Linked DNA regions of Mus musculus: all the other regions are linked to region 3. Evidence: chromatin loops called from intact Hi-C (ENCODE). Cell type or tissue: left cerebral cortex. All regions are shown on one strand. Links, peaks and the distances in the headings refer to the core of each region. The heading gives the core; the rest is flanking DNA. Region 1 holds the start of P2ry14 (purinergic receptor P2Y, G-protein coupled, 14). Region 2 overlaps Med12l (mediator complex subunit 12-like). Region 3 has its middle 16 kb from the start of Gm24382.

Evidence for each region. Peaks named below come from ENCODE experiments on the same cell type or tissue, not always from the same donor. Only the 100,000 strongest peaks of a DNase experiment are listed, where the experiment ranks them.
Region 1: a loop joins it to region 3, with 5 times the contacts of the local background. A loop is called at or near these places in 5 of 42 quality-filtered maps.
Region 2: a loop joins it to region 3, with 2.4 times the contacts of the local background. A loop is called at or near these places in 12 of 42 quality-filtered maps.

What each region holds. Positions count from the first base shown.
Region 1 is chr3:59,126,825-59,135,380 of GRCm38, reverse strand. The region is part of intron 15 of Med12l (mediator complex subunit 12-like); the gene reads right to left. It overlaps P2ry14 (purinergic receptor P2Y, G-protein coupled, 14), which reads left to right and starts at 4,619. Exons shown (of 2, transcript NM_001287124.1): 1 at 4,619-4,887. The coding sequence starts at 4,885. In left cerebral cortex, for the core only: no CTCF peak of the experiment used is centred there; a DNase peak (open chromatin) is centred at 4,722; H3K27ac peaks cover 398 bases.
Region 2 is chr3:59,308,748-59,317,303 of GRCm38, reverse strand. It overlaps Med12l (mediator complex subunit 12-like), which reads right to left. Exons shown (of 44, transcript NM_177855.3): 43 at 4,370-4,451; 44 at 1-2,607. The coding sequence ends at 2,555. Igsf10 (immunoglobulin superfamily, member 10) reads left to right here. Exons shown (of 7, transcript NM_001162884.1): 7 at 1-569. Among named protein-coding and RNA genes, the nearest start is that of Igsf10, 31 kb to the left of the region's middle. In left cerebral cortex, for the core only: no CTCF peak of the experiment used is centred there; DNase peaks (open chromatin) are centred at 4,486 and 4,848; H3K27ac peaks cover 211 bases.
Region 3 is chr3:60,107,676-60,116,231 of GRCm38, reverse strand. No RefSeq gene overlaps it. Among named protein-coding and RNA genes, the nearest start is that of Gm24382, 16 kb to the left of the region's middle. In left cerebral cortex, for the core only: a CTCF peak has its summit at 3,771 (motif pointing right); a DNase peak (open chromatin) is centred at 3,766.

The sequences.
Region 1 (8,556 bases), core at 1,771-6,770, 980 kb after region 3:
GTGCTTTTGAATTTTAGGTATTTCAGAATTTTTAACATTTATATGTATGTAATGAGAAACTCAGGAACCCAATCTCCAATCCAAAATTATGTTTCATACATGTTACCCATTTAACATGAAAGTAGTTTTACACAGTATATTCAGTGAAGCAGTGTCTGGATTGGGACTCATCACAGGAAGCTGTCATCCCATGAAGTCATTCGCTGTGTTTTGTCAAAAAGTGTTATTTATTTTGGAATACCTACAATTTCAAATATTCTCAAATACACTCAAAACTGTCCTATATTTACATACCTTAAATAAATTAAATGGGAAGTGGCAACCTGGAAGAGGGAGGGGACGCCTTCTCAATAGTCACCGGACAAGACTTAGCTGCTCACTGAAGACAACTGGGAAATGGCAATGCTTAGAAATCAAGTGCAGAGGCTCAGCCACAGACAAAAGGCAACCTGCCCCGGCCACCTGAACAGCCTGTGGGTACTGCGTCTCCTCCTAACCAGATTGGCCAAATGACTTCCTAAATCAGACTGAGAAGGTACCAGCAGAAGATCTTCCCTCCCTCTAAACCAATAGAGACCACCGTTACCATATGGGACACAAGAACCAAAGGGCAGATCTCTTAGAATATAAGGGTAGGCCACCCACCCTTTCTTCCCCCATTCTTAGTAGGAAGGTAAGAGAATACTAAAGCAAAGAGGCTGAGCTGCAGTTTAAGGATATATAAGACTTCAACAGGCGAGGAAAAGACCTTTTTTAGGTGAAGGTACAAGACCAGAAGCGGTAAGGATACGTGGTGTGTTTGGAAATGAGGTATAGCCTAACCCACATAAAATGCGAACTTCATGATATGGCTGCTCTACTCTATTGTGTGGGTGGGGGTGGAAAGAGAGTCTACCAGGATGGGAGTTAGTACAGTGATAGCTAAATATAATATACAGATTGGATCAAGTCAGACACAGCAATAAGAGTTGCACCCCAAGTTAGTATATAGAAATGTATTCTCTAGCAGTCAGGTCCAACCTCTCCCCTCCAGGCTGCATGTATCTCATGCCCAGTATATGTTGGTGCCAGGTCATATGGTAATGTTAAAAGAGGGACACCCCCATGTCTCCTTGTGTAAGCCAGCCAATTTTATTTGACACTGGATCTTCAATCCCAGATAATGGCATTATCTCACTGGACAGAGCTCATGTCCTGTCCCGGGTCGGTGAAATTCCTTAGATATAGAGCTTTGAGCTTTAATGAAGTTCAGACGAATAAATAAATTCTGCTCTCACACCCTACCAGTTCTCCTTTCAGTTTACAAAATATAAAACAATCATGAACAGGAATGTTCAACGCCCACCTTCCTCGGTGCACGTTCACATGTGGCTGGCTTCATCCTGCAATGAGTCTCTATGCTAATCCAGTCAAAGCAACCCAAGTTGGAGCCACACACTCCAAGCTCCTTGTCTTAATAAATATACATGTATCTTACTCAAGGATTTCTACCTGTCTGGGCACATTCTAGTAGTCAGTGGGTGTCACGTGAGCAAAGCTGCTGCCTCAATTCACAAAAGTATTATTTCCTTTTAAAATAGTTGTTTTATGCTGTAGGTAGTCACCAGACTTCAGAAATAAGTGATCATATCCAGTCTCACCGTGGCTTTCACAAATACATATTACACGAACAGGAAAGAGAAACAAACATGCAGGAGTGTCACTTACAAAACGCATATACTAAGTAATGTGGAAGAAAAAAAATGAATGCCTTAAACATTTATATTCTTCCAATTCCATGCAATAAAAATAAATGTGGTAACCACCAGAGATCAAAGCCTCACTAATAGACCATGCCTGCCCTCACAGCTCAGGAACTAGGTAGGAGAAAGCAACAAGCAGCAGCTGTGGTCCCGAGCTGTGGTAGCACCCAAGGGCCTGAAGTAGCAGTGCCCGGATGGTAGTGAGGAAATGTCCGCTGGTGGCTCGGGGGAGGCAGATAAGTGGCAGCTCCTTCTTGCTGTTGTGGTGAAGACAGAGTTGCTCTGTATGTTGAGATAAGAGGCAGGGAAACTTCTTCCATAGTGGGTCCAAGATGTGTCTAGAGGTGGTACTTCTACAGAGAGAGGAGATACTCAGAAAAAACTGAAGGCAAGCTTATTAAGAGTCCTGGCATTAGCTCAGTGTTGTTGAAAAGATAAACTTTGTCTCGATGCTTTTTTGTGTTTGCTCGAAGGCTGAGATTAAGCACTTAACTTTTAGGTGATACACTGGGAATGATACCAATCCCACGTATGAATTACTCATTTATAGAATTTCCCATTTAATATTTAAACCACCACTAAGGGGAAGTTACTGTGTGTAAAAGCACTTAAAACTGGATCTTCAGTATTTGTATACTCTCATGGCCTCAGGATGAAAGGGATAAATGACCATGGATCTTTGGAAGCACAAAACTCTCCATAGTGGGTGGGTTCATGGCCTGCACATGAGGCACAATTATCCAGCCTAAAAAGGCAATGTGATTCTGCTACATGCTTCAGCATGTTATGAACCAAAATCATAATATACTAAGTGAAATAAGCCAGCCACCCAAGGGCTAAGTGATGCCACACGTCTAAAGTACCTACTGAAGTCAAATCCACGTGGATAGGAAGCAGGGTGGCAGCTTCCAGAGACAAAGAGATGCTTTTGTAATGGTGTTAGAGTTTCAGTTTTGCAAGATGAACAGATTTCTGAGAATGATGGTGGTCATGGTTTCGTGACAATGAGGTAACACATATGTCACTGAACCATCCCTGAGAAGTGGTCAAGAGACTGAGTGTGGTGGTTTGAACCTGTAATCCCAGCACTGGAGAGGCTGGGGTAAGGTGAGGTGTTCAGACTCTGCTCTGAGAGACACTATTTAAAACCCAAAGGCCAGGTGTGGGGCACACACCTAACTCCATCCACAAGTACAAAGACACAAGGACTACAAGCTCTGAGGCTGCTGAGCTCCTACAGGAAGTCCAGGTGAGCCTGAAACTCACAACAGGGTTATTTCAGAAAAGAAAACAGGTCAAGACAGAACATTTGTGTGCACTTTCACAATTAAAAAACAAATGCTGCCTTTATATATCTTTTAAAAATAACGAGTAGGCTGAGCAATGGGTAGTGGGGCTGGATTTGTGCAGTTTCCATGAAGTCACACAGGAAAATAGATTACAAGGTAGAAGGGAAGTGAAGACAGCACACAGGAACTATTTTCTAATGCATCTGCAAAGGATGCTAGAAGAACAGTTTGATAGTTGCTTAGGAGATACGAGACAGTTTGAGGAACTTTTACTTTTGATTCGGTAAGACAGAGTTGGGCGGGAGGGGAAAATGGTGAGACCAAAAAAAAAAGAGAGAGAAATCTAAGAAAGACCAGAGAAAATGCTCCAGGTCCAGTGCTGGGTGGAAGCATTCAAAGTTGGCTTAAGCACATGGAGGAACCTCGGCATAATGGTACAGAGAGATGGTGTGGTATTGTGTTAATCCAGAGTACAACTGGAGAGCAAAAAAAAAAAAAAAAAAAAAAATCCATGGGAACAATTTGTTAAATACTCAGAAACAGGTCAGTTAGCAAACCAACATGGAAATAGTGCTATCCAAAATCAGACCGGAGTTGTGCTGATAAACTGGAGAAAGGTCGGAAGTCCCTACGCACCACTAAAGGATGGTGCAGACTGGGCACAATTAGCATCCCACAAGGACAGGGCATGTGTGTCCCAAAGAGGGGGCTGGCATCTTTTGAACCACTCTCTGCTCATCTGTTGCTGCATTGCCAGTACAGGGCAAGGCTCCTGTGGACACCCACACAGGTGTGCTTTACTCTCAGATAAATGTTCAGTTTTCCAGAAAAAATAAAGCAAAGGGGAGTGGGGGAACCTTAGCTAGTTAAAACCATGTGAATCAAAACTTTAAAATGAATCCAAACAGAGAACACTGTAGCTATTATTACTACAGCTTCACACAAAAGGTCATGGCTAGACATGGGAACAATCCATCCTCCTGCCGGCTGGGTTCCTCTCCCTCTTCACACACCCCTTCATGCTGTTTACCCTTGATCAGGCCTTGACAATCTGTAACCCTTAGCAAATCTACATCAGCTCCAACTTATATAAGCACAAACTAGAGCCGGCCTCCAAAAGCTGGTGGAAATCTGTACTGCTGGATGCTCAGGAATTTGGCGAGCCATCAACATTTCAGAGGGTACTTTAAATGTTTTGGTTTGAGCCCTAATGCAGCACTTCCCGCTTGTCAACATGAACAGCCCAAGCTAAAAAGCAAAGTACATTTCCCTCAGTACCAGTCAGATGTTATACTAAGTCGCTGAACCAATCTTACCTACAGGGACTGTGGAGGCCAGAAGAATTGGTAAGTAGGAAAATTCCATCCAGTTCAGGGTAGAGTCAAAGACTACAGGTAATCCCAAAGTAAGATGGCTTTCTGCACTTTGAGTCTCCGAAATTGTTCCTATGTGATGAATGGAACACTGGATTTATAGGTGAGACTGGACTTTCCCTACGTTCAGCAAGGTAATGAAGCATGATTTTCTTCTGTGGGCTCACGGACTAGGAATTGGGAGTTCCTCTTTTAAGCAAGCTCTCAGGCTGATGCAGAATAGCAGTGTGCAGTAGCAGAGATGGGGTTAAAAGGAGTTATCTGATCCTGTGAAGGGGACAAGTGCAGCTGGGTTATGACGCAACCCTCGGAGCAAAGGCAGCTCAATAACTAAAATGCTTAGGAAAGAAAACAAATACAGAGCATGAAGGCCGCCACCCCAGCAGAGCTGAAGCCAGACGTGAAGGAGTTCATGTAAGGGAGTCCCTGCTGTCCTCCAGACACACTGATGCCTGGGCTACGGATGGGGACGGGGACGCAATGGTAAGTCACACTCTAATTTCAAAAGAGAGAAAGAGGAATCAGAGTGGCCTCCTGGTGCTTGTGTCTTAGGGTTTATATTTTCATTTCCTTGATCCTTAAGTTCTGATTTCTTCCTCTAAGGCTTAAAAAAAAATACGTAAAGAGTGGTTTTAGTTTCAATTCACGAGTGGCGAGGATGAAGAAGATACTTACAAAGTTCCATCTATAGTCTACTTTTCTGTAAATTGTAAAGTAACTTAAATGAAGCCTGACTAACATTTTTGTAACCTAAAATATACTTATGGTAAGCTCTAGTTTATTTATTCAACCACCTAAAGATTGATAGGTTAAAAAAAAAAACCTCATTTGATGGAAAATTTGTAAACTTGCAACTGTAGGGAGAGGTTTTGAGACTCAACCACAGCGTGCCCTCATGCTGAAGGAAGTTTAAAAGAAGTAAATTCAGTATTTACTATATCCTGACAACTTTAAAATATTAGCTAATCACAAGAAATTGTTATGGGTTGGGGTATAAAATACCTATGACCACTCTTCCTAAAAATAAAGAAGACCCTTCTCTGCCTTTAGCTCATGTCATGTGCACAAGAGCCAAGAGACACTGTGACAGCATGTCATGATTTTATATGACAGGGAGGATTTCTAGTTAACAGGTCCATGCACTGAGCTCATAGGTTACTGTCCTCCACCTTTAAGACTTGGAACACATGCTGTCAGATCGTCAGGTCACTGGGTGTTCCGAATAGGCAGGGGACACTGGAAAAAAAAATCTCTGTATGTCTCTGTCTTACCAATCTGAAACTGAGTTTAGCAAGTTTCAGAGTCAAGGTGACTTGTCTAATTAAAGGGCAAGACTAGTACTCAGAGAAACCATCCGGCTCCCAATCTATTTCCTTGTCTCTAGCATACAATGACTATGACTAATAAAAAATGTAATTTATGCATGAATAGGAGAGAAATGCAAGACTGTGCAGAACTGGCTAGCCCTTTAGCTGGATGTTTACATAATAAGGGCAGTAATCGAGTTATAGAAAATAGTTAATATTATTGGAGTCCCAAAAAGGGGGGGGGGGGCGAAGCAAGCTTGCAGATAGACAGCTAAATCTTGATATGCTGAGATCCTGAATAACATTATTTGTTTGGGTTTTTAACTTTTTAACCCGCTTCACCTCTGTCCTAGTACCTATTTAAGCAAATAGATATCAACAATTAAAAAAAAAAAAAACCCCTAAGGCTTATATATCTTGCCCATAGCAGCTGTTCAATAAAAATTTACTTCTTTTCCCATCCTCTGCACTAGTAACTCAGTAAATGAGAGGCAGTACTGCCAGAGCGAAATCAGCACAAAATTACTCAACCTGTAATCCAAAACTGAGAAAGTTACAGTCATATGTGAGACTCAGGAGAAAGGACACCTTATGTAGCAACTTACAAATCATGTTAACTCCTCCAGAAAACTGAATATTGTATCAAAGAACAGGGAGCCCATAACTACCTACTAGATCCACCAAGTGCAGCCCGCCCTGCGTGGCCTGCACTCTCCAGAATCCAGCTATTCCTTCCCTGCCTGAGTTCTACAGTTAGGCCTGTATTCACAAAGATAGACACAAGAGTTAAGTGTGTTGATTCACATGCTCACCAAGCGTGTGTGTGCATGCATGCGTGAGTGTGTGTGTGCGTGTGTATGTGTGTGTGTGTGTGCGTGTGTATGTGTGTGTGTGTACGCGCTTGTGCGTGCGCGTGCGCGTGCGCGTGTGTGTGTGTGTGTGTGTGTGTGTGTGTGCGCGCGCGTGTGCGTGTGTGTGTGTGTGTGTGTGTGTGTGTGCGCGTGTGTACTGAGGCACTTTCCATGTTGCTGAATTACTTCATCAGTCCTTTGGTATTTGCTCAATATACACAGATTGGAAGCTAAAGTATTAAAACCAACAAACTAAACAGAACTTTAAATGCTTTTATTAGAAAGCACAGTTAAACACACTGTAGCCAGACTGCTCAAACGTTTCTTCTTTAGGGTCACTTTTCCCTCCTCCAGATCATGGGAGACTCTTAAGGAGCTGTTCACATGCCCATCCACACTACTGTGCTGTAGACTAAAGATGTAAGAAGTTCTAAAATGTTCATTTTAAGGCAATTTAAAAGAGCTTAAAATATTAACCTAAAAAGCATGAGTTCACAAAGAGCTTATATAGGTAAGTCGCACTGTGCTGTAGTTTCGACCATCTGTTTAATACCTGGTCCACAAAAGCAGGCAGTTCTCAGAGCCCTGGACCACTATATGCTACTACAGAATGCTGTCTTGGCAAAAGAATCTAAAAGATCTAATCTCATGCAAATTATCAGATAAATTGGAGCATGCCGTGGCATATCACACTGTGGGAAGATTAGACACCTCTCCTACAAAGGCTAGACAATCTTGTGCCTGCAAGGGAGTTGGGAAGAGAAGAGGAAGGGTTAGGTGGTGGGCATGGAGGGAGAGAGTACTAGGAGAGACAACTGGAATTGGGACATCTCTAGGACAAGTTAGAAACCCAGTGCCATGGAAACTCATGAGAATCTATGAGGGTGACCCTAGCTAAGACTCTTAGTGATACGGAGCCTGAACCAGCCATCTCTGTAGCCAGACAAGACTTCCAGTGGTGGCACTGGGACACCAACGCAGGCACAATCCCCTCGACCTATAATTTGTTCTGCCTGCAAAATGGGCAAGGGTAAAGGTGGCACAGAATTTGTGCGAGTTGCCAACCAATGACTGGTCCAGCTTGAAACCCATGCCTATCCCTGACACTGCCTGAGAGCCAGGACCCAGAGATAAAACCTATGATAAAAACTGATCCCCAGTGACATTTTGCTATACTCATAGACTGGTGTCCAGTACATTGTCATGAGAGAGGCTTCAGCCAGCAAATGATGGAAATAGATACAGAGACCCACAGCCAAACATTAGGTGGAGCTTGGGGACTTCTTCAGAAGATGGGAGGGCAGGATTGTAGGAGCCAGCTGGGTCAAGGACACAAGAAAGTCCACAGCATCAACTAACCTGGGCTCACACGAGCTCACAGAGACTGAACTGACAACCAAGAGTGGTTTCTTAAAGGACAGCAATGTGCTGCTAAAGTTCCACATACAACTTACATTCTGCTACACTGAATTCCTCCTGTCTTGATGTTTAAATAGGTCTTTCACTCATATTTAATAGGCTAAATTTTTGGAGAATATGCATTCACATAAAACATTCTAGGCCTAAATGTTCATCTTAGCATGTTAAAAGCAGGGTTCACATTGTCACTGGTGCCCTGTCTCAGTATGGGGAAGTTGTGGCTCGTGACATTAAATCCTAATTTCTATAATTCTGTTCTCTGGAAGAAACTGAATAAAGGAACTGTGGTTAAGAGCACACAACCCAGATGAATAAATTATAGCCATAGTTACACCAGGAATAATGTGCAGGAATATATATGAGAGTCTCTACATCAACAATCAGAAGAAATTCAAAGTGCTATTAAATTTGTAACTTAGCGAGCATTTAGATTTTCAGCATAGTCACACCTCACCAATAACATTTACGTAAACATTCAAAAAAAACAATAACAACCTTCAAACACACTGAAATCTGAAACACTTCTGGTCCTAAGCATTTGGGGCAAGAGAGATTCAAACTGTACACATAAAATA
Region 2 (8,556 bases), core at 1,733-6,732, 800 kb after region 3:
GCCCCTACCTCAGACATGAGCTGACTCCAGTTAACATTGGTACTCTATGGCTGCCAGAGGTCAAATGATACCCACCGTAGAGTAGTCTCCCTCTACTTTTAGATGAAAAAGGGTACATAAAACAAGAAATGCCACCCTCTAAAGATTCAGCTTACAATATAACACAGATGTTAAGGGGTTCTTATAGCCAGAAATGGTAAGTATACCCAATTCCATTAGATTTCAAGGTCTGGTCTTTAATTTCCTATCTGCAACCCACCCAGCAAATGACAAGGTTCTGCAATAGAGCTTTTTCCTTAGGACAATTTTAATGCCAACCACATGCATTTGCTATGAAAGAAAAAAAAAAACCTCTCAGAATGCAGAATTAAGTGGCAGTAAATATAATAACTAAATTTAAAATTCCAGTTGCTTTCCTTGTAACGCGCAGGGCAAAGAGCTCTAGGTTTTTCCTCATCCCCCACGGCATCTCAGAACTAGAGGGCTTTAGCATGATTTACCTTCCTCATCTTAACAAATAAAACAAACAACGACAAAGGAATAACCATAGCCTTCATGTGCAAAATGATTAATAAATTAACTTCTGCAAAGTTTAAAGTGCAAACAAATGCTATGCAGTTCTAACACTCGTTCTGCTGTTCACAATATTGAGCTACGAAAAGGACAAGGTTCAGATTGAAGCTGGAGTTTTAACCATCAACAATCATTGAATTAAGACCAGAGAGGACAGGATATGGCCCACTCACTAGGCACAACATTCACACTTCGGTGGTTTTGCGAATGCAATCATATGGTCTATTACCCGGGGCGGGGGGAGGGAGGAGGATAGCTTCGTGAATTTTAAGAATGACTCTGGAGAGGAAAGCAAAGCGGACATATGGGACCACTGAAATGTACTGCACTGTCTGAGAGCAGAGAGAATGTGAACTCGGTGGGAAGAATGGTCTTTAATGTTTGGCAAAGTCTTTTCCAGCCCAGAGTAAACACAAAACAAGCAGGCTGGAGGGGTATATTTCACAGTGTACACAGCAGTTCACACGATGTCGCCATGGCAAAGTAAGCAAACATGGATCTGAGGTCATTTGAATGAGTCAAACTCTGCAATGGGTAACTCACCTAGGAAGATATAAATTATTTATAATAACAATCTGCGAAAGAAATCATCTGAAGTCGTACTAGCTACATTTTAAAAAAGTAGTTCTACAGGGTCTGCTCTTCATAGACAATCTATTCACAGTATGCTTGACTACATTACATGTGAAATCATATGGCAAAAAGAAAGTGAACCCAACAAAGGACAGGGAAAGATCCCTACATGTCTTAAAATGCCCTGCAATTTTCACATTCAAAATTGTATGCATCTAATTCTAAAAAAATATTATACGGAATACTCTTAAGTTACACAAACTGATAATAATTTACTGTATTTTTTCACTCTAATAGGAGCAAATTACCACATACTTGAACAAAGTTAAAATAGTTACTATTTCTTTATAATAAATTTTGATGTATAATTTACTTTACTTGTGCTTTTTGCACCGGTTTATAAATACAGTAGAAGCAATACACAACCAAGACTGACACCAACATTAATAATTAAATTCAAAATTGTAAATACTTACCATACAAAATTAACAGCAAGTATACCTTTGATGACTACCAGAACCCTCTGGAAACCATGTCAAGTCTGAGCACTGTGGAATCTAAGGCCAGCTGTGAGATTTTATTTTATTTTTCTCAAGTTGGCATGAGGTTCTGAAGAACCTAAACTGGACAGTTATTTTTTTTTTTAAACCAAAACTGGCAGTAAGTAAAATGGACCGATTCCACCGTGGTTCTTCTGGCCTCCCGTGGTTATAGGTTGTACCTTCATGAAGAATCTGGATAAAGATTTTGCCACTGGGAACAAATTTGAGTGCAGCTGCTTCTGAGAGACTCCCACAGTCCTCCAGGTGGCTCTTGCAGAAGCCCTGAAGAAGCGGAAGTACTAAGCAACAATCCGTTTCAGCACCTTTGGACCACAACAAAAGCGAAGCCAAGTCCTTCATAAATGCGAACGAAGTTTATAAAGTGCTTATGAAAATGATCAACATTTCAAATTAAAGTGATGCAAAAAAAAAAAAAATGTTCACCCCACCGCCACGGTCGAGTGAAGAGCTAATGTGTCCACTCCCGCGAGACCTGCCACAGCTTTCAAATCAGTAGTTTGGTCCACCACAGGTTTAAAAAAAATCGTTAATGAATACATAAATATTTAAACCTACCATAATTCATTCTTTATGTAAATATGAGATAAAAAAGCACCAGTTTCAAAAGGTCTGCTACCACACTATCTGGAGTAGGCCTGTATGATCCACATTTTAAAACCTATTTTAAATCTGATAAAACCAAACCATGACTCCTTTACTTATTTAAATACTTCTGCATGAAATGTAGCATAAAATATAGGAAAACATAAATAACCAAAGACCAAAGGAGACGTCTTATGAGGACTACTAAATTTGATTTTCTGTTTTTCAGTGCAAACATAAACTTCATGTCTTCTCTTTCCGATTCAAAAGTGTGAAGGGTGTGCACAGGGAGTCACTCCTTGCTGTGGCTGGTTACCTAAGGGGAAAGCAAACACAACAGTTACAGATGTGAACTGGTGCTGCAGATAACACCTTCTCTCTGGCGGGCCTCTCAGTAACAGCCCCAGGTATGGGAGGACAGAGCAACAGGCTAGACCCTGGGGCCAATAACCATGTAATGTGACCAAATGTATTCTGTAGAGGGGCCAAGTCTACAGGAGAGACCCACAGCTGCCCACACAATGCCTCGGGATTAGATAGATTGACTCACAGTGTCCAAGAGCTGTATTCCAGCTCTTGACACTCTGGGGACAGCAGAGCAAGCTGACATGCTCTTCAGATAAGTCTGCAATACAGGACTCCTCAGTGCTGATTTATAAACACTATAAGGCCAAGCCTTCAGGTTATATTCTCTGCAAGAATTTTAACTCAAAAATATCGTCGTATTTCATTGTTTTAATCACAGATTATTTAATAGAGTATACCTACTTAAAAAAAACAGCTAGGAAAAAAATTGATCTTACTTCACGTAACCAAAATTAACTGAGGCTACATGAAAACATACACACATATTTCAGGTTTGGAAATTAAAGAAAAATCTCATGTATGTATTCATGGAACATGGTGATGTGTTACATAAAGACACAGACAAGTGTACATTATATGTTAAAGACCAAAAACAAAAACAAAATAAAATAAAGAAAAATTAAGATATGACTGGCAGAGACACCAAGGAGTGTGGAGGGAGGTGGGGGGCAATTCTCTCTGTCAAGATTCCCACATGCAAAGCAGTCATGCAAAAAGCTACCCCTCAGCCACAAATGGATGCCACATCACTGTTTCAACATGCAGCAGACTCCACCCTGTAACTCAGAAACACTGAATCTGAAAGCCACGGGAAAACGTGTCTCCTATACTTTCATAGGTGGGAAAACGTGACCTAGCCAATAATGGCCACCTTGGCAAAGAAATCAGGTCTTGTGACTCCAGGCCACTATGTTTCACCACACAAGGGACTCACTCCATCTCTAAAACGATTCTATCCTGAGATACTGGTATAGGGGTGATCTAAGTCAAGGTCATGGGATGAGTTTCTCCTTAAACATTTCTAGCTCTATAAAAACAAGACCCGGGCATGGAGTTGAGGTTAAGCAGTAGAACACATGTCTGGAACACAGGAAGCCTTGGGTTCTATCCTCAGCACCATAAAATAAAACCAACAAAAGGGGGTTGGGTGTGCTTTGGGAAAGTCACATAAAACAACAGGAAAATACTGAATTTAAGGGGAAAAATGTGGCTTTTCCAGGGGAAGAAAAAGGTAAGTCCAAAACTAATCAAACTAAGACAAAGTGAAATACCTCAGACCAAGCCAAACATGAAAAAAAAATGTATGTATGTATGCATGCATGTATGCATATATTATGCATATATGTATGTGTGCACATATGTGTGCATGCATGGATATATGTGTGTGTATGCATGCATGTATGAATAAATGAATGTATGCATCTGTATATGTATGTATGTATATGTGTATGTATGTATGCATGTATGTATGTAACAAAAGTAGTCAAATAAAAGAGGAGGAGTGGACAGTGGAGGTCTAGGAGGGGTTTAATGGAGAGTAGCTGAGAGAGGAGACAGAAGAAAGCGAGGAAGGAAAGTGATGGAGCTCTATTTCAATGAAAAAGTCTTTAAAAATGTTTCAGAGGACACAGTGTGATTTCTGAAGAGCCTACTATGCCGGGCTTGTCGCTGACTCCCAGACTCCCCTGGCTCAGTGTGAGATAGGTACTTACTAGAAAGCTGCTTTTGGAGCTGTCGCACCAGGGCGGCTGTCTGTTGCTGTTGCTGGGTCTGCTGCAAGCCTTGCCTGGGGAACTGTAATTGCAACAAGGGGAAGGATGAGTCAGCCACTCGTGCTCCACAAGGCACAGGCTGTACCTCGGGGCTGGCTAAGGCACGTTCACATGCTCAGTTTGGATACGTCTGGTTTTGCCTACGGTACAGCTGGCCAAACAGTGCTTCCCGCAGGTACTTGCTTGGCATTTATCTTTAGAGTTTCCATGAAGAAGTGCTCACTACAGAGGTAGCCCACTCATCCAAGGACCTCTCTGACAAGATGAAAGCTCTCTGCTGTGGAGATCTGTCCAATGCCAACAGACCCCATGGGCAGGGCAGAGCAGAGCCTGTGAGATAGAGCATGGGTTTGTGGAACATCTGACCTCCACCTGACAGCCATGGCAGGGTGAGCTGGGCCATACACAAGAACACTCACATTTTAAGGAGTTTTCTCCTAGCCCTGTCTGAGGGGACCTGGAAGTACCACACAAGGAACTGCAGCTGATGTTTGAGGAGCATGGGGAGACTGACTGATCAGTGTCTGCTAGAAGCAAAGCTGTTTTTGATTAGAATCACCAATGATACTAGGACACTTCCTAACTGCAGGTGTCGGACTGCCTCTCTTTCTTTCCTTTCTCTACTCCTCAGCTGTCTTCTTGCGACTTAGAAACAACTGGGATGCTCTGATACGAGCATCTCTTAGTCATACACAAAGAACTGGTTGTTTCCTGTTAACCTCAGTCTGTGCCATCTGCCTGTATGGAACACAATAACCAGGCTGTCACAGCACCCTAGAGAGCATCTCCAGAGATAGAAAGTGAGAGCTGACCTAGGCCAGGGAGGAGCATGGTAAGGAGTTTTCTTTATTTTTGCCAGCTTCTTCCACAGTGGCTCTCTGCCAGCCTAGTGCATCCAAGGCAGCCGTGCCTGAGCTCTTCCCTCAGGTAACTGGGCTCTCTCCACCTCCCCTCTTCTCACCACACTAGGCTGAGAGGTCTGTGCTGTGCCTGTAACACATCTGCATTGCTTGTCCTTAATCTGCTTCACATCCCTAACGAGTTTTTAATAAGACCATTCTCAATGTGAATGCAACATGATTCCCTCTTCCTTGGAGGTCCTCAGTATGACTAAAAGCTGCCCAGGACTGTTAAGTCATATAGGAAATTCAAATACAGAATGCATAGCTAAATGTGAATTTCAGACAAGTAACAAGGAATTTTTTATTTTACTAATATTTAATATTTCACGTGACAAATACTGAATTTAGTCCAAGTAACCCAACAGAAAATTTGACGTAACACTTTTGCTAACTGCTTGCCTGAAATTCAGATTTAGCAGAAAACTCTAACTTTAGACAGCATTGCCAAGATGACTCTTCCATGTGTAATGGCACACAAAGATGATAAGCCATTGCCAGCACCAACCCTCTCCACATACAGGTCTGGGAAAACAGAACAACAATCATTCCTCTGTGTGGAAAATTCAGGAAGGCACGTGTTTTCTTTTTAATTCAACCATTTCAATGCTTAGAATCCTATTTAACAAGTCTTGCTATGTGCCATGAACTATTGTGGGCATTATAGGTATACACTCTGGCGCTTGATTCTGACGAACAATGATGTTAACAAAGCTTTTGGTACAGGTGCTTTCATGTTTAGTGTGTGTCAACATGGAAGTTAGTATGTTAGCTCTCATCACGTCATGTAGGGCTGAACCCTTCTCCACACACACTGCATTTCTGCAAACATTCATCCACACAGCCCCCTTCCAGAGAATGCATAGAGAGAGAGAGCTGGATGTCCCTTCTCCTCAGCTTTGGATGTTTAATCTTGAATTTTCAGAGATATTTGAATTTAGACTATGAATAATAAAGACCTATGACCCTTTACTACCAATATTCTCATGATACAGGTGGGAGCTGTGTCATTTGGCTACTGAATCCTAAGGGCACTCTTAGAACTATCGATCTCAATTTCTCATAACAGAGCACGAATTCCCCGAGAAAGACCAGTATAAAACTTTTGTCTGTGGCTGCTGGTCAAAAGTCACAGCAGTTCTTAACTAATGCTGCTATCATGTATGTTTTTTGAAAGGCAAAATGGAATACAACATAATCTTCCCCCAAGAACGAGTGCATTTTAAGTCACCCAATTAAGACAGCATAAGATGAAAAGAATAGACTTAGTTACACAGTATGGATATTATTTTCTTGAATGTTGGAAGGAGCTTCATTCTACATCTATCAAACAGAGTTAATAGTCATTTAAACACACGAACCTTTAAAGGATTATAAGTCAAGAACTACACTTATGACCAAGCTTGAGACACCACACAAATTTCCCCAGAAAGGACAGAGGCTACCACTAGTTGCCCTTTCTTCCCAGACCACAAATGACACAGGAATGCACACAAAGTTGTCACCACACTTAACTGATGGTATTGGGCTTCTCTTAATCTTTCACACTCACTTTACAGAAAAGCTTCCATAGGATACCTTGAAGAGGTGACAGTTTCTGTCCTAAGGCAGTTTTGACCTTAAAAACACCTTTATACAGTGATTAACTTGGCTATGGGTATTCATTGTCACTGCCTACCATGTCCCAACTGATGCTACCAACTAAAGGAGACTGACAAAGTCACAGTCAAAAGGCAACAGATGTAGCACTGCCTTTCATGGTGGCTTACGCTGAAGCTTTCCAACATGGGCTCCACGTTTCTCGATCTTTGGATCTCTGTTAGGGCTTCAACTCTATCACTCAAAATAGAAATGCTATAGTCTTAAACCCCAGGATTGTGACATTACTTGGAGGTAGAGCTTTTCTAGAGGTAGCCATGATTATTTCCATGGAATCTAACACAACATGAATGGTACTCTCATAAAAAGGGAAACGTGGGCACATTAGTGCAAACAGTGAGAACGCCACGAGAGGGTGGCACAAAGCTCAGATACTAAAGGCAGCCAGTGCACAGTGAGGGACTGGAACAGAGGCATGGCATGGGCTCTCCCATCAGCAAGCAGAAGGAACCACCATTGCTGAATTCCCATCTTTCACTTCCAGTTTCCAGAACAGAGAGGAAAAAAACACAAACCCACTTTTAAGCCACGTAAGTTCACATACCTAACTAACAAATCAGTACAACTTCTGAAGCTCTTCAACTAAAAAGGTCTACCCACCATATGCTACTTTTCATGTACAACATGGCCATTCAGCCATTTCCAGTGATTCTCAGTCCTCCAGTAGCGAAAAGCATACTCGGTACTTCCATGGCACTCTCCCTAATGTCTCACAGGCTGCTGGCCTCTACTGAATATAACAAATAAGTACTGATCTAAAATCCACTGTACCCGTCGGCAGGCAGGGAGTGGCAGGTCAGGAAGGTGGTGTGGTAACTTACTCCTCCCTTCATGCAACATCAACCACAACCCCAGAGAAGTCCAAGCTCACCTCTCCTCAGCAACCAGCTCACCACCCTCTTCTCCAAAGATGGGAACTGAAGGGGAGAGCAGGCCTGAAACACGAGTTGGATCTGCTAAGGATGTCTATTATGAATAGAAGCCAAGGTGTTTAAAAAATAGTGAATCTCAGTGAACGTAATCAAAAAAGAAATGTAATTTTTTTCCTTAAAGTTGCTGAGGTATTGTGCCCTTGATATTGACATACATAATTAGTTGAAAATATTTTTGTATCTGTTTTCTATTATGAGACAATGAAGAAGAGGTATAGAATACATACCAAAATATCTTTAACAGTACTATCTTTAAAACTGGTAACAGTCCAAAATTTTAACAGTAGAGGAATGGTTCAGCAACTGAAAAATAAAACTACATCAAAAAATAATTTAAAAGTATGTGTATACCCAGGTGTAGTGGCACACACCTTTAATCCCAGTACTGGGAATGCAGAGGCAGGCACATCTCTGTAAGTTAAGTGCCCACCTGAGCTAGATAGTGAACTCCAGGACAGTCATGTCCCACCCTGTCTCTAAGTGGAAAGTGAAGAGATGGCTCAGTTGTTAAAGGCTTAGGTCACAACCAATAGATAGATGCATAGTGTACTGGCTGGTTTTGTGTGTCAACTTGACACAGCTGGAGTTATCACAGAGAAAGGAGCTTCAGTTGAGGAAATGCCTCCATGAGATCCAA
Region 3 (8,556 bases), core at 1,236-6,235:
AGAAATTAATAAGAAAATGATAACTGGAAAGTCTCTCGACAGTGTAAAAAGCAAATTCTACATTTTAAAATAACATAACATGTAAGTCAAGGGAAAGAAAGGTGTGTCTTGAACTATATGACACACAGTTTATCCATATGAATTGGCTACAGTAGAAGAGCTCCCAAAGGTTAGAAATAAAACAAAAACAAAACAAACAAACAGAAATCCAAAATGAAACAAACAAACAAACAAAAACAAAAACAAAAAAAAACCAAAAAATCCCAAAACCCTGACAGAAGCTGGCTAGGTGTTTTGCAGACTTGAATTTGAGTAAAATCTGAACCTTCTATGTGGAATCACAGACCATCCTTCTGGTGAGTATGACTGCTATATGTATAGCTACACAAAATGTACAGCTCTCCAAGAGGATGTATAAATTATTACTCATGTTACCAACTGTTAGGGGTTCTGCAGTGGAAATAACCTTGGAAAGTGAATGTCCAGAAATCCTGCAAAGATTCCACTTTACAGCAGATCTATTGTTAGATATTTATTGGGATGAGGGGAGCAAGAGGCCTTCTCAGAGCTGGGACAAGGGAGAGAGAGAATCAAAGAGACAAAGAGAGCAAGTGAGACAGAACTATAGAGCAAGAGAGCAGACAGTGATGGCAGGGAATTTCTAAAGGGCACACATCATATTTGGCTGCTGCTGCTGCTGCTGTGACTGCTGGCACTGAGTTACTGGAGTTGGGCTGGGGTTAATACCAACAGTACTTTGATTTATTAAAATTCCCTAATAAATTTTCTTTTCTTGGGCTTATTCTGACATTCACCAAGGAAGGAAGACTGCACAATCTCCCTTAAGTGATTAAGTTAATATGATATATACCATGCATATTATTACAATAATGAATAGGAAAAAATAAATAGCTTGTTTCTATATTTTATAGGTAAAAAGACAAAAAGGAGAAATTGGAGATATTTCATATTAATCCTTGAGTCTTTTTTATGAGGTTGAAATTTTCAAAAGAGGCTTAATATAAAAACCAGGACATAAGAGGAGGCAAGAGGCAGGGGCCAGTACTTCAATATATCTGCTGGAGGGAATGGGCCCTGTACTTTGAAAATGTTACTGATGTTTCCATTACACTGTTTTTGTGTGACCTGCAGAGGAAAACACAATCTGAGGTACCTGAAACCTGTCAGTGCCTCAGCCCTAAGCCATTAACAGCCTCTTCCCCTCCTCTCCAAAAATGAGGTAGCATCTACATCAGAAATGAGAACCAAGAAGGACACTTCTGTCTACTGTGAGCAGACACCCTCTCATCATCGTGAAAATTTCTGCAGACCCTTCCAATGGATCAGGACAAGAAGTCCAAAGCATGGTTTGCAGAGTAGGGCCTGTTATAGGGAACCTGTCAGGAGGCCAGCACAGTTCAAGTGAGGGCTTTGACTCTCACCCCTGACATGAAATGAAAGCAGCCAATGTCCTCTTACTGAATCATCTCATTAGCCAGGAGCTGACTGCTCCAACAAGATGAGCACACATTGTCTCTGGAACACTGGACACACACACATTCCACTCTTTTTGAAACTCGTTTCTGTTATTGCAAGACATTTCAAATATTTTAACTTTCTGGTTAAAAGGGAAAACCATTACAGCTGTTAATTAAATGTCATTTGTGTTAAACAATTGAAGGTTTGTAAAATTACTATTATTTATATTTGACTGCAAGGTTTATGATATCTATCAGGAATGTGAAATCATGATCAGGAGTCTCTGAGCTATTTTTGAACATAAAGATCTTTCTTTATGATTGATAACTGTGATAATCAAACCCCTTGTTAGCTTCACTGGATTTGGAGATACACTCATGGATGTGTCTGTGAACATTTCCAAAGAGATTCAGCAGCTGGGGAGGGGAGGACCCACTTTGTAGATGCCAACTTCCTAGGGGTTGAGGGACCAGAATGAATTTCAAGTGGTGTGTGTGTGTGTGTGTGTGTGTGTGTGTAAATGAAAGAAATCCTACATACACCTGTGTTCACCTCTTGGTGCATCTTGACCAGACACCTCAAGTTCTCAACTCCATCTCTGTGCCTTGACTGGAACATGAACTACCACACACACCCCTCTTTAAATTGCTCCTTGTCAGGTCCTTTGTCACAGCCACAGGAGAACTAACCCATACAGTAGTGTCATGTGTCCATCATTAATATATTGAGACTATTTAATTACATGTTTTATGAAGTTATCAACTATTAATCATTAGAATCCCTCTACAATATCATATTATAATAATTCAGTACAGCCAGGAAATATGACATGTTTACACAGACCTTGGTGGATGGAGATGCCATGATTCTAAGGTTTACCTTGACAGGAAACAAAGCGTCATTATACTTTTCATAGGCCTCGCTGTGAGTCACGAGGAGAGAGAGTTTAGGGTAATGGTTTGTAAAGGTGATTCTAGGGAGATTGTCTGCAACACATCTGTCAGCCTGTGGAAATGTGCAGGTCAGAATTCATCTGGACCCACTGAGTCAGCAAGAACCTTTGGAAGTGACCGGGAAAGTGTAGTGGTAATGGGGCTTCCAGAACAGTCTAACTCAGGTAGTGCTTGAGCAATATGGGTCTGGAGATAACACTTTGTAATATGGCTTGGATGTGTCTCTAAACCTCATGTGCTAAGTAACCCAAAACACAAGTATAGTGGGGGGCACCTTTCAAAAGTGACATGAGAAAGCTGCCCTTTGAATGAACTAATGACAGTATTATCAGAGTAAGTTAGTTATTATCAGAGAAGGGTCCTGATCAAAAGGGGGTTCAGCAGCCCCCTTCCTGTCCCTACTACACATAATTTCTTGCCTCTTTATCTTTTTCCACAGGAAAGTGAAGATCAAAGGCCCTCAACAGATGTATGCATTTGGGCCCCCAGAACTATTTAAAATAATAATAATAATAATAATAATAATAATAATAATAACAACAACAACAACAAAGAAGGAGCTCATATACAATGTCAGGTATTCTTTCACATCCTGGTGCCCTGTGTCAGCATGAGCTGTCTCCTGTGTGAAAACATCTGGAAGCTCTATGCTTCCTTAGATTTTTTAAAAGAAGGTCAATGAGAGCCAGCTGTCCTGTAATTCTCAGACCAGATCATGTTGAAATATCAGTGTCCCAAGAGCAGAGTCTGCAGGCATCTTTTGAGCAGGGGGCTGAGGTGAGAGAGCAGGGCAGGTAGTGAGACTCCATTGAGTCTCTGGTCATGGCAAGAATGAAAAGAAACATCTGGCAACATACTAGTACAGCCATGCAGAGTAGCAAATCCTTAACCTAGTGTGTGTCCAGCATCCCACATGTTCTCCTGTTAGGACAAAGAGGGACTTTATTACAAAGGATGGAAACTTAGTCCAGAATTCTTTTATGGAGAACTTAATTGAGAAGATGATGCTAATTCACCAGCAAGTCATCTTTATTCCAGGTCACTAGCTGACTTACAGTATTGACAATTTGGACTATTTTGTGCAGGTGTGAAAACATCTACACGTTTCTCTGGGCAATCTTCATGGCAAAACAGCACAAGAGGAAATATTTAAATTAACTCCATGGGGTCCATGACACAACTCATAAGTTTATTATTGAAAAATATGTTAGAATATTTTCTTAATTATTTAAAATTATTTAGAATATTATTCTAAATTCCCATTATCATCAAATAGCCTGCTGAGGACTTGAAATGTTTTTGCTATCTGGGACATTGCACTGACAAATCAAGACCACAAGAGGGGAGTAAAAGCATGTAGCTTGTCTTTATATTGCAGATACTTTGGGTGGTTGGTGCAGAGTTTGCTAGTTTGATCAAGATTTGTAAATGAAGAAAATATCTAATAAAAAATGAAAAAAAAAGATTTGTATTCACAGAGACCTTACTCATTTGTAAATGAAATAACAGCCATAAACATTTAAAAATTAATGCACACATTATTATATTGTTTATTTCCATCAAGACTGTTACATGATAACTTATTAAAATGTGATTCTGGAATATTGTTCAATTAAGCAACAAGTTCACCTTAACGTCATTGTCTTTTAGGTTCATGAAAGTGTCTTTCAACATCCATTCACAAGCGTGGGCTTGCACCGTGATAGACTGTGCAGATGCGTGTGGTCACCCTGGGAAGTCTGAGTAAATAAATAAAATTAGCTATAACTATGACAGTGGGCAAGGAGGATTTGTTTAGGCACGTTTATAAGATATTTTCATTTTGTTTCAAGGCACGATCCTGAAAACTCCAGGGTGTTGGCATTTAGTTCTTTACTTTGAGTAAAATTCCTCCAATCATGAGGATTTCATTGTGATGATTAAGATGCTATTTTGTATCTTCTTGAAATTTTTAGCAGTTTTTGAACATGACAATCTGCTTGTAATTTTCAACAAAGCCCCACACATCACACAGCGCGGCCTGATGACAGCTCCAGTTGTTCAGCAGTGCAGGGCCTCAGCTCCAGCTTATGTCCTCCCTTTAGCCTTGTTCTAGTCGAATCTTGGTTAGGGTTCCATGCATAAAGAACACATAAGGACACTAGGCATACCTCGTATACATAAGGCCTTATGCAGAATCCGCAGCAACCCTAAAATGAAATAACATAAAAGCAACTTATATTTTGTAACTTCAATTATGGCAAGTATCCATGGAGTCCCAGGCCAGGCCTTGTCCTTTGCCCTCCTAGCCTTGATTCCCTGGCATGAGTCAGAGTTGGTTAGCTGCTCCCCCCTCTTGAAGGCCTCTGGACTTGAGTGAGATGCAGCACCATACATTTTCTTTCAGATGTGTCTTGGAAAATGAGTTCTTGTAACTGCCCTAACTGCCTTGCGTCTCTTACTTAGCTCTCTTATACCCACAAGCTGGGTGTGAACTTGAGGTTTGGCCCTTCCTGTCCTAGGTCTGCATAAGGGTTTAGACTTACAAAGTTTCAATTCTTGGTCTCTGTTGTTTTGTTCTCAGTTGCTATGAAAAACAAATAAAATAGGAACAAATAGAGTCTCAGACAGTGGCCAGCCACATCATTTATAATATCAAAAATTTTACTCAAAAGTTGTAGACTTTGAGATTTGAATGTTTTTATGAGAAGCAGGCTAAGTGACCTCAGTTCTCTGAAAATATCAATCATCCCATCAATAGGAGAGATGTGTTTCATCCAGGGAATGTAGTGAGTATTTCTTCTGTACAGAAACTGATACATTCTGCTGAAGGACGAGTTACCTGGACAGTCCAAAACCTTGAGAGAGGTCCTGGGTGGAAAAAAGGGACTCAGGACAACAGTAAAATACAAGATTCATGGCTGAAGACATAGTTCAGCTGTTATGAGTATTTACTGCTTGTACAGATGACCCCGTGTTCAGTTTCTATCACCCACATGGCTGCTAACAACCGTCTATAACTCCAGTTTCAGACAAGCACCTGGGATATTTTTTGGTGAGCCTACATACATGGAGTATATGCAGACATACACACAAATTAAGTGTAAATATGATAAAAAGCAATTTAGATAAGACAAGTTATTATGAAGTAGTTACAGATGGATGCTATGGAGTCACCCAGAAAGGCACAGCTGTATCAGGGTCCTTTCAGCAAAATCTTGCTAGTGTATGCAATGGTGTCAGCATTTGGAGGATGATTATGGGATGGATATGGCAGTCTCTAGATGGTCCATCCTTTCGTCTCAGCTCCAAAATTTGTCTCTGTAACTCTTTCCATGGGTGTTTTGTTCCCATTTCTAAGAAGGGACAAAGTGTCCACACTTTGGTCTTCGTTCTTCTTGAGTTTCATGTGTTTTGCAAATTGTATCTTGTATCTTGGGTCTCTTGTGAGGCTAAGCCGGGGCCTAGCAAACACAGAAGTGGATGCTCACAGTCAGCTATTGGATGGAACACAGGGCCCCCAATGGAGGAGCTAGAGAAAGTAGCCAAGGAGCTAAAGGGGTCTGCAACCCTATAGGTGGAACAACAATGTGAACTGACCAGTACCCCAAGAGCTCGTGTCTCTAGCTGCATATGTAGGAGAAAATGGCCTAGTTGGCCATCAGTGGAAAGAGAGGCCCATTAATCTTGCAAACTTTATATGCCTCAGTACAGGGGGATGCCAGGGCCAAGAAGTGAGAGTGTGTGGGTAGGGGAGTTGGCGGAGAGGGTATGGGGGACTTTTGAGATAGCATTGGAAATGTAAATGAAGAAAATACCTAATAAATTAAAAAAGCATCAAAAAAAAGACAGAAAAGAAAAGCACAGCTGGCACTGAGCAATAGCATCTGGACATTGTAGTGGGACTTTCTGGTGGACAATAAGAAAACATTGGATGAATGTGAAAAAATGACTTCAAACAAAGGCAAAATCAATTGAAAGGCCACTGAACTATCTCAGGTACCAGGATAAGGGCTTTAACTAAGCAAAGGTCTGCAGAGGAGGAAAAATAAAGCATAAATAGAAGACGTAAATAGAAGAAAGCAATGGCCAGTTAGAAGCAGAAGAAAACAGATCTGACAGTTACAGCAAGAAATTAATTCCAAAATACCTTTCATATGACAATAATTTTATAATTTACATTTTGTTCATGTTAATCCATCTTTGCTCAACTATCAAACAGTCAACCTACACTTATAGATATTGTTATATAATACATACACGTGTGTAGGAGTATATAAGGTGCACTTATATAATAAGATACACTTATATAATATAGTTAATATTTGATACAGAAATGTCTGCCATTTGCCAAATGTCATTGCTTAAAATTCTGGAAATTTCCTGAGGAAAGTCTATTTAAAGTAATTGTGAACAGAATAATTACATTAAATTCTAATTTAATATCTGTAATTCTAATTAACCCATCAAAGATTTTATTCTGTGCTATGGGAATGTAGATGAATTTTAAGCTGCAGTGTCATAGTCATCAGACAGGTGGAGATAACCCAAAGAAAGTGGTCCAAAATTTGTCAGTTTTCTAAATATGGTACGTGAATGTTCATTGATTCAGTGTTTAGATGCTGAATTATCTCTAGACAGTACCTACTTGGAAAATGAGCTTTTCCAGGAACCAGTTTAGTTTTATGTAAGTGTCCTCTGTAGAGTGTCTTCCTGCTATCTCTGACATGTTCCCTCCCTACACTGCTGACACCATTGCCCTCAGCATAGAGGGAGATCTTCTGAAGAGATGCCAGCTGTAGCCTCTGCCTGTGTCTTAGGCAGCAGGTTTGCAAGCCACATGCCACTCATGATGATTTCCTTGAAGCTTGGGGTGGAGTAGTCAGACTTCTAAGGGAAGTGTCCTGTATTCTGGAGCTTACTTCTATCATGATGCTGTCATCTGCACCTCTCAACTCCCTACCTAAGACTCTAGTCTCAGCAGTTTCTTTCCCCTAGACTCAGGGCTGTTTAATACGGTCAGTATTTTTTTTAAAAAAAAAATAGTCCCGAGAAAGCCTAAAGATACCAATAATTTGTCTGCCACCTTGGCATTGTGAGGTCACCCCACTGCATCACTCGAAAGGGATTTTCCTTCCACACTTGTCCTAGGGCACCTGAGCCTACCATCAGCACAACACATAGAATTTGTCTTTTCCAGCAAACCTGTGCATGCAACAAATACAGACACTCCATGCTCACTGTGAGGTATGGTGCTGTCAGAGCCATCTGACAACTGTGAGGATTCATGCAGGTGTGTGGTCCCCATTTGCTGTTGAGAAACTCCCACCCCCACCCTGACACATGCATCTTAAGTATATCTGCTGGCTTCACTGCTGAAATCTCTGGCAGTTAATGGAAAGCTAAGCTTTTGATCATGGACTATCAAATATCAGATTCCGAGTGGTTAATAAGTTGTTTTATTTTATTTTATTATTGTTTTTAGATTATGTCTCTCTTGAAAATTCCAAGGCAACATCAGTGTTCGAGCTGTAATTCTTAGGCAACGAAAATAAGGACATTTTGTTTAAAAGTGGTTTTGTATCTTAACTAAACACCTTAGTCAACTGGACAATTTTTATTGAACAGGTTACTTGAATTAGAATCCCTGAATTCTAGTAACACTTTGGGCGATTCTCAAGAGTCTATTTTTCCAGAAACAACTATTGTAGAGATTAAAATGGATTTTCAGAGTGACCCCGAAGCAGGTCATCCTTCTGTCACAAATGTCAGTCACATCTACCCACCATCAGAGGAAGTGCCCACCAAATTCTCAAGAGTCATATCAGTGAGGCCCTGAGAGTAATCTTTGACACTTAACCTCAACTGAATTAGAAGCTTCAATACTTCTCCAAAAGAAAGAGTGGAGTCAGCAGATAAAGGCCCCACGCTTCTAAGTATGAAACTCCACCAGCCATGTGATAGACACAACAGATAAAGATAATACCTTCGCTCTATCAAAATCCATTTGGACCAACATACATTTCTTTCATGATTGAAAGGTGGTTACTATGGCAGCATGACTTTGTAACCTTCTCCCACAAAGGGCAAACCATCACAGGGTTGTGCTCATCTTTGCATCACTTTCCAGCCCATCTCTTTCTTA